2 separate regions of the Homo sapiens genome follow, and region 2 is linked to region 1. A link is an interaction called in ENCODE POLR2A ChIA-PET data of the cell type or tissue named here. Cell type or tissue: HCT116. All regions are shown on one strand. Each heading gives the region's core, and the rest is flanking DNA. Links, peaks and the distances in the headings are about the cores only.

Region 1 (5,501 bases), core at 2,028-4,527:
TGTTATTCTGTGTACCTTGTATAAACATCTCTATCAAAAGGTACCTTGGGAATGTGGCAGGCTTGGTCTAATCCTAAGCCTAAGTGGTGGAAATTTGTAAAATATACCAAAACCTAACAAAGAAATCATCAAGATCATATAAATGTTTCCTTGAAGCAGGGACAATCATAATATTTATACAAGGAGATGGCAAATGATATATTTCAGAATCAGAAGCATAGAAAAGATTAAAAATTGAATTATATATTAAGAATTTCCCAATTAATACAAAATCACTGTATTTCATTTCTGCAGAATCCCAAAGTATCTGAGATAGGCAAATCAAAAAACACAAGCATGGTTTGTGGCACTAGGACAGCAAGAATGTTCTGGAGATAACTCTTAAAGGTACGACGCTTTCAGAACATTCTCAAATCTGTAGCATTAGAACTTCTTTTACTTCCACTGTCCTCTCAGGAAATACATGTGATGAAATCAGAATGTAATATTTAAACACATAATTGTCACTGGCAAAATTAAGTCTATTCTTGCAAAAACTCAGATAAGCTTTCCTTTTTACATGAATTTCTCTTGTTTTGTTAATGTAACATCTGCTTTTTCACTACTTCTATAGTGCTAAAAACTTAAAAAAAAAAGTTCTAGCTAAAGTATTCTGCAATTGCTACTGTAGGGCAAGCACAGACTAAGTAGTCATCATGTGACTGATAACTTGGCCAACCATTATCATTAAGAGTATAGAGTTGCCCATCACTTCACTTAAGTAAAACAGAGGTAATTATAGACTATCCTTAACTATGGCTAGGTGCATTGGCTCATAGCTATAATCCCAGCACTTTGGGAAGCCAAGGCAGATGGACTGTTTGAGCTCATGAATTTAAAACCAGCCTGGCCAACATGGTGAAACCCCATCTGTACAAAAAATACAAAAATCAGCCAGGTATGGTGGTGCATGCCTGTAGTCCCACCTACTCGGAAGACTGAGGTGAGAGAATGGCTTGAGCCTGGGAGGCGGAGGTTGCATAAGACAAGATCGAGACACTACACTCTAGCCTTGGCGACAGAGCCAGACTTAGTCTCAAAAAAAAAAGAAAAAAGTATCCTTAAATATTGAAGGAATGAATTGCTAGTCTCAAATCTTTCCTAATATTGGCCGAGAGAACCATAAACATATTTTTCTCTAGCATGCACTCAATAGTCAGAAATATTTTCAGGAGCAAAATAATTTCACAGCAAAGTAAGAACTGAAAGCGAATTCAAGCCAGTCCTCCCACTTTACAAACATGACACTGATCCAGACAAGTTAAATGAGAAAGAGAGCCAGGATAGCCCTTTGACCCTCAAAGAGTATTGTTTTCACTGTACCATAGAGACATTGCTTCTGAAAGGGAGTACAATTATAATATAAAGTTATGTATATGTATACATTATACAACTATAATATATGTATACATAGTATACATGTATATTATATATATTATATATACCTATATAATGTATACCTATATATGTATAGGTATACATGTATAACTATATATGTATATATATACCTATATAACTATATATGTATATTATATATGTATAGTTATACATGTATATATAACTATACATATATAGGTGTATATATATACATATAACTATACATATAAAGGTATATATATACACATATATAGGTATATACATATACATCAATGTCAGACCACAGATATGATGGTGGTCCTATAAGATTATAATGGAGCTGAAAAACTCCATTATACCTGCACAGACCTGGTGGACTGAACAAAGGGGGCGAACGTGGGAATAAAAGATAAAAACAAGAGAGTACGTTTGGAAGAAGAGGTCGGGGGCACCTTGCCTCTAGTGGACAAGGGCCCCGAGCTGTACACAGCCCTCCGTATTTATTGGTAAAAGAGATAACGAGAAATGGGGGGCAATTGTCGGGCAATTGTCAGTCGGCCACTTTGGTTCACAGCAGGCTTGCAAGACTGCATCCTTTGAACAATAGGCTCTAGATTTCTCAATGGATAACTTCAAGGAGCCCGGTGCCAGGGAGTGATGTCCCTCAGCAAACCTTTTGGTGGCAGGCGCAGTGTGAGTTTGCTCACATCCTGCATTCATGATAAACAGTTTGCTGTTTGATCATATAGCCTCCAGTGGAATGCTGAGTTGATCACGATCCCTTTGGCCTTTTTGGCTCTCAACAACTCCTATCGCCTAATGACCGCATAGCTGTCATAGGGTCACAGCACAACATATTATGCAAATGTCTGTGGTGATGCTGGTGTAAACAAACCTACTGTGCTGCTAGCTGTATAAAAGTACAGCACATACAATTATTACAGTATGTAATACGTGATGATAATGACTATGTTAGTAGTTTATGTATTTATTACTCTATAATTTTAAAACACTATTTTAGGGTGTACTCCTTCTACTTATATGGTTTTTAAAAAGTTAACTGTAAAGCAGCCTCGGGCAGGTCCTTCAGGAGGTATTCCGGAAGAAGGCACTGTTAGTTATCACAGGAGATGACAGCTCCATGCATGTTACTTGCCCCTGAAGACCTTCCACTGAGACAAGGTGTGGAGGTGGAAGGCAGTGATATTGATGACCCTGACCCTGTGTACTCCTAGGCTAATATATGTGTTTGTGTCTCAGATTTTAACAAAAAAAATTTAAAAAGTTAAAAAAAATTAAAATAGAAAAAAGCTTATAGAATAAAGATATAAAGAAAATATTTTTGTATAGCTGTACAATGTGTGTTTTAAGGTACTATTACAAGAGTCCAAAAGTTAAAAAAAAAAAGTAAAAGCTTGATAAACTAAAAAAGTTACAGTAAGCTGAGGTTATTATTAAGAAATGTTTTCAATAAATTTCGTGTAGCCTAAACATACAATGCTTATAAAGTCTATAGTAGTGTAATGTCCTAGGCCTTCACATTTACTCACCACTCACTCACTTATTCACCCAGAACAACTTCCAGTTCTGCAAGCTCCGTTCATGGTCAGGGCCTTAGACAGGTGTGCCACTTTTTACCTTTTACATCATATTTTTTTTTTACCAAACCTTTTCTATGTTTAGATACACAAATACCTACCATTGTGTTGCAATTGCCTACAGTACTTTGTACAGTAACCTGCTATGCAGGCTTGTAGCCTAGGAGCATTAGGCTATACCATATACCCTGGGTGTGCAGTAGGCTATACCATTTAGGTTTGTGTATGCACTCTGCTGTTCACACAATGATGAAATCACCTAGTGACACATTTCGCAGAACATATCCCCATCCACAGTGACAAGTGACTGTATTTTAAAGCTGTTCTTTATATAAAAGATAAACTTAAAAAAATACAGTAGAGAATTTTAAACTCCATCCTTTCTTACCTCATCCAGCTTTCATTGCCTTTCTTTTGATTAGACTCAGGATTCTCTTCAAATTCAGATAAAATAACACTGCCTCCTGAGCTGTGTTAATGACTCTATTACTCATTTCCCAGCTAGACTCCAACAGAATTGCAAAGGGCCACCATGCTTGGCCTCTCCACAAAATTGCAAAGACTCTCTCTTATGCCCTGTTCCTCTACCTTACTTTTTCCAAACTCTTTTCAGAAAAACTGATTCTTCTGACCTATTTTTATTTCCTCACCAAAACAATAACATTCATATGAAACTGATAGTACCCATAAGGCCTCTCCTTCAGCCCCAGATATGGAAGAGGCAATCTGGGGCTCTACTTTCCTCAGTATGTACACTTCTCTTAATTTAAATATTTAACTTTTGTAAACAGGTGTTTCACAGTCCTGAGGAATGCTTTAAGCACACAATAAATATTAACTGAAATCAAATCAATTTCTCAGTGCACTAGTTTAAACATGCACATTCCATTACATGCAGTAAGAATATGATATTGTGGTAATAACACTTTAGTAAAACTGGCACCGTTTTCCTCTAAACAAGGCAAGGTAGAATCAAGCCCTTTAGGAAATTAAGAGTGAAGGTTCAGGAATGAGAATGCTAATAAACTCAAATGAAATGCTTAGCTTGTCCCTGAACACTGAGAACATGTTTCTTCCTGCCGTTATATTCTAGAATTATGAAGAATTACTACACTTTTGTGGACTGATGAATTTATTTAAACTGATCTAGAATGGTAATCTATACTTACTATCCATTTCACCTTAAACACTGAAAAATTCTAAAAATATAGAGATCTACTTTATTAAAAAAACTTACATAAATATGAAAATATTCCAGAAATACTAAATTAAATCACCATGAAGTATAAACTGTAGTCACTGGTCAAATTTCTGAAGACAAAGTGAAGTTGAAGATATCTTTGGCTGCCTCAATACAGGAACATAATCTTTCCATCATGATAGAGATCTCAGTCAAGATTTTTTTCAGTTTAAACAAACATTTCATTATTCATATTACTAATAATTTACCATGGCTGGGGTAGGGGCGGGAGAGGAGGGAAGACATCCCATTCGTGTCATGAGAATAGGTCTAGAAGTGTAATATTAAATGGAGTATTATTTAACACAGATCCCACGACATCTCATTATATGCATAAAATGATCAGTATTCTATTTATCAAAGAGAAGGAAGAATTCTTTTCAAATTATTTAAGAAAAAGGAAAAAAAAATACCTATAATACCCTCCGGAAGTACATTTCTTTATTCCTTTTATCATCTCTTGATGTGTAATTTTAAACTCCCGTCCTGGAAAGAGAAGTGTGGCCATCACAGCAGCTTTAGAGTGGGTATGAATCACTGCACCTGCTCCTGAAGGAGGAAGAAGAAAGCCGCATGCTCAATGAAGACTGAATTATAGCTTTTAAAGAAAAAAAGTCCATATAGTTATACTTATATTTACATATGGTTATGGGCTTATTTTTCCTGGCATGGAATAAGTTGGTAGTAGGCAGGAGGGTAAGTGGAATAATGGACCTTCCTCATAGGTTGATGTGAGAACTGAGTAAGTTCATGCACTTCAAGTTCTTGCACATGGTGGGTATCCAAGAAATGTTAACTGAAATAATAATTACCATTATTTAGAGGAGCCTACTCTGCAAATATTCTTTATGTTGAATATATTTTCTGCATACCTCTCATTGTGTAAGCATTCATGAAAAGAGGAGTACACTGGCTTTTTTTTAGCTTCTTCGATGGCGAAGGTCCACTTATGTCCTTTTCATTTATATCACAAACAAACATGTCTTCAGGCTATTTATAGAGGGGAAAAAAAGAAAAAAAGAAGGCTTGTAAAATATCAATTAGAAATGTTCCTTTTCTTGTGTACATATACATAAGAATACAAGAAAGTTTATCTATAGTATACATACTTGTGTGTATATTTAGTATACATATACATAGAGTGCTAATATATGCATATATTTAACTTACATTTTAAATATATAATTATAGTTTCTCAAAATAATTTAGCAATTTTGAGAAATAAAACAGTGATTTCTACTAGTAAAAATATTCTCAGAAGTTTAATA
Region 2 (5,501 bases), core at 1,841-4,340, 260 kb before region 1:
CCCAGCTACTTGGGAGGCTGAGGCAGGAGAATCATTTGAACCTGGGAAGCAGAGGCTGCAGTGAGCCAAGATCACACCACTGCACTCTAGCCTGAGCAACAGAGTGAGACTCTGTCTCAAAAAAATTAAAAAATAAAAAAAAACTCTGTAATTACTTTTGCACCAACATAATATGATATCACACATTTATTTTAAAAAGTATTTTGACATTGTCTTTTAATATAAATTTTTTTAAATCTTATAATATTTTAATTTGTCATGTAAAAATATTATTTTGAGAAGAGGCCTGTAGGCCTCACTAGATTACAAAACAGATCCATCGTACAGATGAAAGGTTAAGAACACCTCATTTACAGCATTCTCTCACACACGACTAACGAAATGACTTCTGAACAGCGCCAGTTGATAGATGTTCTCTGCCAAAAGGGGAATATGATCTTCCCATATGTTCCTGCCTATGGGTAGCCTTGGAGTTGTGAAGGGACTTTGGCATAATGAAGATGATAATAAGAATGATAATGGTAATTTGTTGAGTGCCTGCTGTAAGCCAGGTGGTTACAGTCCTGTTCAATGTCATGTTTAGTTTAATCCTCCCAATGACCTCAGGAGGTAGTGCATGGAACAAAGACAGAAGAGATCCCCTGCCCACCCACGGTAATGAAACATGGGTACAGGTGAAGGCAAAAGTGGGGACTGACCCTTTGGAGATGGCTGATGTCACGAGTGTGCAACCTGTGCAGTTCCACGGGGCCCCATGCTTAGAAAGGTTCCATGTTTGGTTTAAGGCTCTGCTGTTGCCATCTTAAAATTCTTCGTAAGTTTTGAACAAAGGGCCCTGCATGTTCCTTTTACACTGAGCTCTGCAAATGATGTAGCTGGTCCTGCCTCTGGTTATGGTGAAATGGAATGTATGACAACTCCTGAGACTGGGAGTCTGGGAAGCTGCTGCGGAGAGCCCTCTCCTCATTTTCATCAGGCTCAGCTACGCAACCTCTGGTGGAAAGCTATGGCCTGTTGAGGAGGGAGGATGTCGTTTTTGAGTTAGTGAGTTTTCCAGTTTTGTTTGAGCTCCAAAGCTTTCCTCCAAACAACTGGAAAGATGGCTGAATAATTGGCTGAAAGGGATTTAATCCCTTGAAAAACCTTTCTGGTAGGGAGTTGCTGGCAATACTGGTGGGTTTTTCATGATTTTATTTTACAGAGGGCTTGCTACGTAAACCAGTGAGCCAGGAGAAACAGAATAAAGTCTGTTCTGGAAGGAAAAATGAGACCTGGTGTGCCACGAGTCTAGTGTTCTCATAGGAAGGCTCTAAAAACAAACTCAGCTTTCCTGCTATTGAATGATTATCTCTATAAAAGGAAACTTTACTTCTTCTAAAGGAGAGGTCGTCTAATTTGTGAGAAAATTCAGATGTTATTTGCTTCTTAAGCTGCAAGGATGCTAATGAAATAATTCTCATGAAGTTCTGTTGGTGTTTTAGGGCTAAGTTTTTATAGACTGTTCCAAAATTCAAAACAGGGATGTGGACGTAGTGATGGTGGAAGAGGGGAAGACTTTTCCTCGATTTCTTTGCCTGAGGGATGGAATTCAGGCTCCCCCAATAACATATTCATGGTCTTTCTCTGGTCAGTCAGTGATGTTCATAACACAAGCAAGCCTGTCATCAGGACCAATCTGTGATGGCTGAGACATCAGGTGCTCTTCCAAAAGAGCCATAATTCACCCTTCATTTCCCAAGGTTTTTTTTTTCTTGCTGTTATTACTGCTCTTTTATCATGGTTAATAAGTCTGAGGTGGCTTCAGACAGCCAGTCCTAACCCCTGAGTCAATCTGGGGCCTCTAACAGGAAGCCAGACTGAAGTTCTGATAGATGGGTTTGAGTGGCTGTGAACTGTGTTTCTGTAGCATCCAGACTGATTTGCACTGAAAGGGAGCTTCCATATTAGGGTACAAGGATGATCAATATGTCTCCTGTTTATATTTGGTGGAAAAAGTTGTGGGAATCGTGCTTAAAGGATCTCAACTTTGAAATTAAAAGTATAACGTCCTAACAGACATCCTCCTTCTCTTTAGAAACACAAGGATCCATTTTCAAGTAATTTCAAAAGAACTATGTTGCTTTCCCCACCCCTTCCCAAGTACACTTATTATAATATATCCAGTCCATTTGCTAGCTTTGTGTCTTTAGAAAAGTTGCTTAACCTCTCTCTGTAAAATGGTGCTTATATTAGTACTAACATTCAGGGTTATTGTGAGGATTAAATGAGGTAATTCATGTAATGACTAGTTCTATTTCTAGCACAATTTAAACCCTCAACAAATATGAACTATTATCACTGTCATAGTTTTTGTTGTTGTTTTCTAATTATATAATCTTCAAGATTCTGAGATGGGGGCTGTTGCTCTTTCCTTGACTTGAACATCTTGGTCTTTTCCTAGGAGGAAACTTGACTCTTGAAATGGTCAAATCCATTGTCCTAGTTCATCCTGACCCCTCCCTGGCTCCAATCCCCACCCCTTACCGTCCTCCACCCTTCCTACATTCCTGCACAGTTGGTCTTATTTATCAGTCAACTAAGGGTGTTGTTAAATCTTTTATTTTTCTGCTGCCCGATTTGGTTCTAAGCACTCCACTCCCTACGCTGCTCATAACAAGAATGCCTGGGAACGCTCAGTCAGCCATATCCCTCCCCTGTCGGAACACCCAGTTCTTAATGCTCCTGGAGAGGCAACATTTCTGAGGCCCCACTGCCATAAGCCCCCCTCCCCCATGAAGCCAGTGGTCTGGTAGTAATGAACCCCCAACGGCCCGGAGAACACTGGGGCAAGGTGTTTGTCTGGGGAAATGTTGCATGTTGCCTTGACTGTGCTTTCTTCTACAAAGCTTAAAAAGAGATATTATATTATTTTATTTTTATTTTTATTTTTGAGATGGAGTCTTACTTGGTTGCCCAGGCTGGGTGTGCAGTGGCACAGTCATGGCTCACTGCAACCTCCACCTCCTGGGTTCAAGTGATTCTCCTGCCTCAGCCTCCCAAGTAGCTGGGACTACAGGCACATGCCACCATGCCTGGCTAATTTGTATATTTTTAGTAGAGACGGGGTTTCACCATATTAACTACATTGGTCTTGAACTCCTGACCTCAAGTGATATGCCCGCCTCGGACTCCCAAAGTGCTGGGATTAAAAGCATGAGCCACTGCGCCCGGCCAAAAAGAGATATTCAAAAGCTCCCTCTGACTGTGTGTGCTGAAGGCTGAGTGCTGATGCCATTGCTTAATTAATGTTGTTCATGATCTCCATTTGGGCGATTTGTTTAGCTCCTTGTGGCCCTTTTTGGACTTAGCTTATCATGTGACATTGACAAATTAATGAGAAGTGAGCATGTGATGATGCTTGGATTAGGACAGAAATCACATCTAGGACATCTCAGGCCCTTTCCACCTGGGACCTGAGGCCTCAAATCTCTTGGCAGGAGATGAGTGGGTCTACACAGCCCGATTTTGAGGTAGGTGTGGCTAGCCTCATTTATGCGATGGGAAAACTGTGGTCCGGGAACCAGGGGTTTTCAAATTATGCTTTTTGCCCAGGGCTGGATGTAGGATGTCTGGGGGAGAGGCTTGACTGAGATCTGGGTACACTGAGCCTCCACTTTAGGAGGTAACCTAGAGACTACACCTACTCCCTAAACTGTATTGACTTTTGGAAGTCAACCATTTAGAAGAGTGTGGTTTTGGTTTCGATCGTATCCCAGCAGTCTTTTCTCTGCCCTTGTTAATCTGATTCATGATCTGAACCTGGGCTGGCTGGAGGCTGGCCATGTCACTTTGCAGACCATGGACACCCCTGAGTGCCCTCACAGAACCAGCCAATGGAAAAGTACAACGTCTTCTGGCTTCTCAGCCTTGCCATCTCCCTCTGGCCTATTTGATACCCCCTTTTATATTGAGGGAGTGAAAATGTAGCATCCAAACTGAAAACGCAGGTTTTTCTTTGGTTTTTATAGGAAAAACAAATTGGCATGAACACTCAGTCAAACCAGCTCAGGCTGTTTGGGCAGATGCCTTTCTTTGCTTTTTTCTGTTTATTTTCCTACAAATCAATGCTTAACTGCGTTGTTATCGGAGCAGAGCAACAGGTGCAAAAAAATAACTCTGCTGCCAACTCAAATGAAAAGGTAGGGCTTATACCCTCTGGGAGGTATTCAGAAGATAACAGAAGCCCCTGCCAGCAACTGAATTAACAGCTCTGTTTACGGTGGGTTTTATGTTAACAACCTGCTCCTGACCCTCCTACACATAAACACACCATTGTCTCAGAGAGAGACATTCAGCCATCCAGACAACCCACTGCTTTATTCTGCCCTGAGTGGAGATTGGTTTTGGCTCAGGCTGCTTTGTGAAACTCAGAAGCATTATCCTCTCTGCCAACTCCACGTCCTAGTCAGAGTTTTCTGTGAAGGCAAGGGCATGGGGTTGCCGGAGAGAAGAGGATTGGTCCTGCTTTTAAGCCTAGCTGAAATTCTTTTCAAGGTTGGTCATTCTCAAATGCCAGAGAGGGTTGCCCGGCTCTCTCTGCTCTTGCCCCATTCCATTCACAACAGGAGGTGGGGAATGAGCTCAGATGACTTTGGAAGGAGCCACTATTATTTTGGAAGCCGTGTCCTTGTGAATAGTCCATCAGGGTAGGGCAGCGTCTATGTTTTGTTAACTATTGTATCGCCAGCACCTAGCAAAGTGCCCAGCATCTAGTAGACACTTGGTAAATATGTATGAATTACAGAGGGTCTGAGACAATATTGTAATGGCCGGATAAGCATTTCTTGGTAATAGTTTCTTTCTGCTGAAAGCTGAGAGACTAATTGTCTTCTGTATGAGGGCTTAAGTCCAGGGTAATTAAGTAATCTTTTGAAGGACTGAGATGGAGGTGGGATGGGGTTAGGGTGGCTTGGCCAGCCTTGAGATGCTCCTGATGCAAGTAACCATCAGAGAGATCCTCTGCAAGCGCTATATTCTGGGGCCAGATTTGTCTGTTCGGACTTCAGAACTCATACTTTTGAGTATCCAATTATTGTTGAATTTGACCATTTGGTATTAATAGAACTAAGCAATTCCCTCAAGTTGGCAAATAATATAATAGTAGGTTATCTGCAGATGGATTAGAGGTTGAATTCTCTACATTGAATCTTTTGTCTCTAACTTTATAAGGACTTGCTTGCATTTATGGACATTTCTTTCAAGGCTGGTATCTCCTGGAGTTGATCATCTTGTGGTGGGAAAGGGAAGGGAGGCAAGTGGGTAAGTCTATATAGACCAGAAAATCTCAATGGCGAGAGTGTTCAAGACTTCGTTAAGGGAGGTTCTCAGAAATGCAGATTTTAGTTTAGAGATCTGGGGTTTCAGTAGCCAAACATTGTTGACTCTAACAACATGGGGGTACTGAGCATTAGGACCTATTTTATTTCAAGTTGGCAAATAATACAGTGATAGGTTGTCCACAG

Evidence for each region. Peaks named below come from ENCODE experiments on the same cell type or tissue, not always from the same donor. Only the 100,000 strongest peaks of a DNase experiment are listed, where the experiment ranks them.
Region 2: POLR2A ChIA-PET joins it to region 1 with 7 read pairs; 2 of 35 experiments call an interaction of 5 or more read pairs at or near these places.

Annotation. Positions count from the first base shown.
Region 1 is chr11:34,883,647-34,889,147 of GRCh38, forward strand. APIP (APAF1 interacting protein) reads right to left here. Exons shown (of 7, transcript NM_015957.4): 4 at 5,106-5,223; 5 at 4,647-4,782. Among named protein-coding and RNA genes, the nearest start is that of APIP, 30 kb to the right of the region's middle. In HCT116, for the core only: no CTCF peak of the experiment used is centred there; no DNase peak of the experiment used is centred there.
Region 2 is chr11:34,628,120-34,633,620 of GRCh38, forward strand. The region is part of intron 1 of EHF (ETS homologous factor); the gene reads left to right. Among named protein-coding and RNA genes, the nearest start is that of EHF, 9.8 kb to the left of the region's middle. In HCT116, for the core only: no CTCF peak of the experiment used is centred there; no DNase peak of the experiment used is centred there; H3K4me3 peaks cover 1,218 bases; H3K27ac peaks cover 1,895 bases.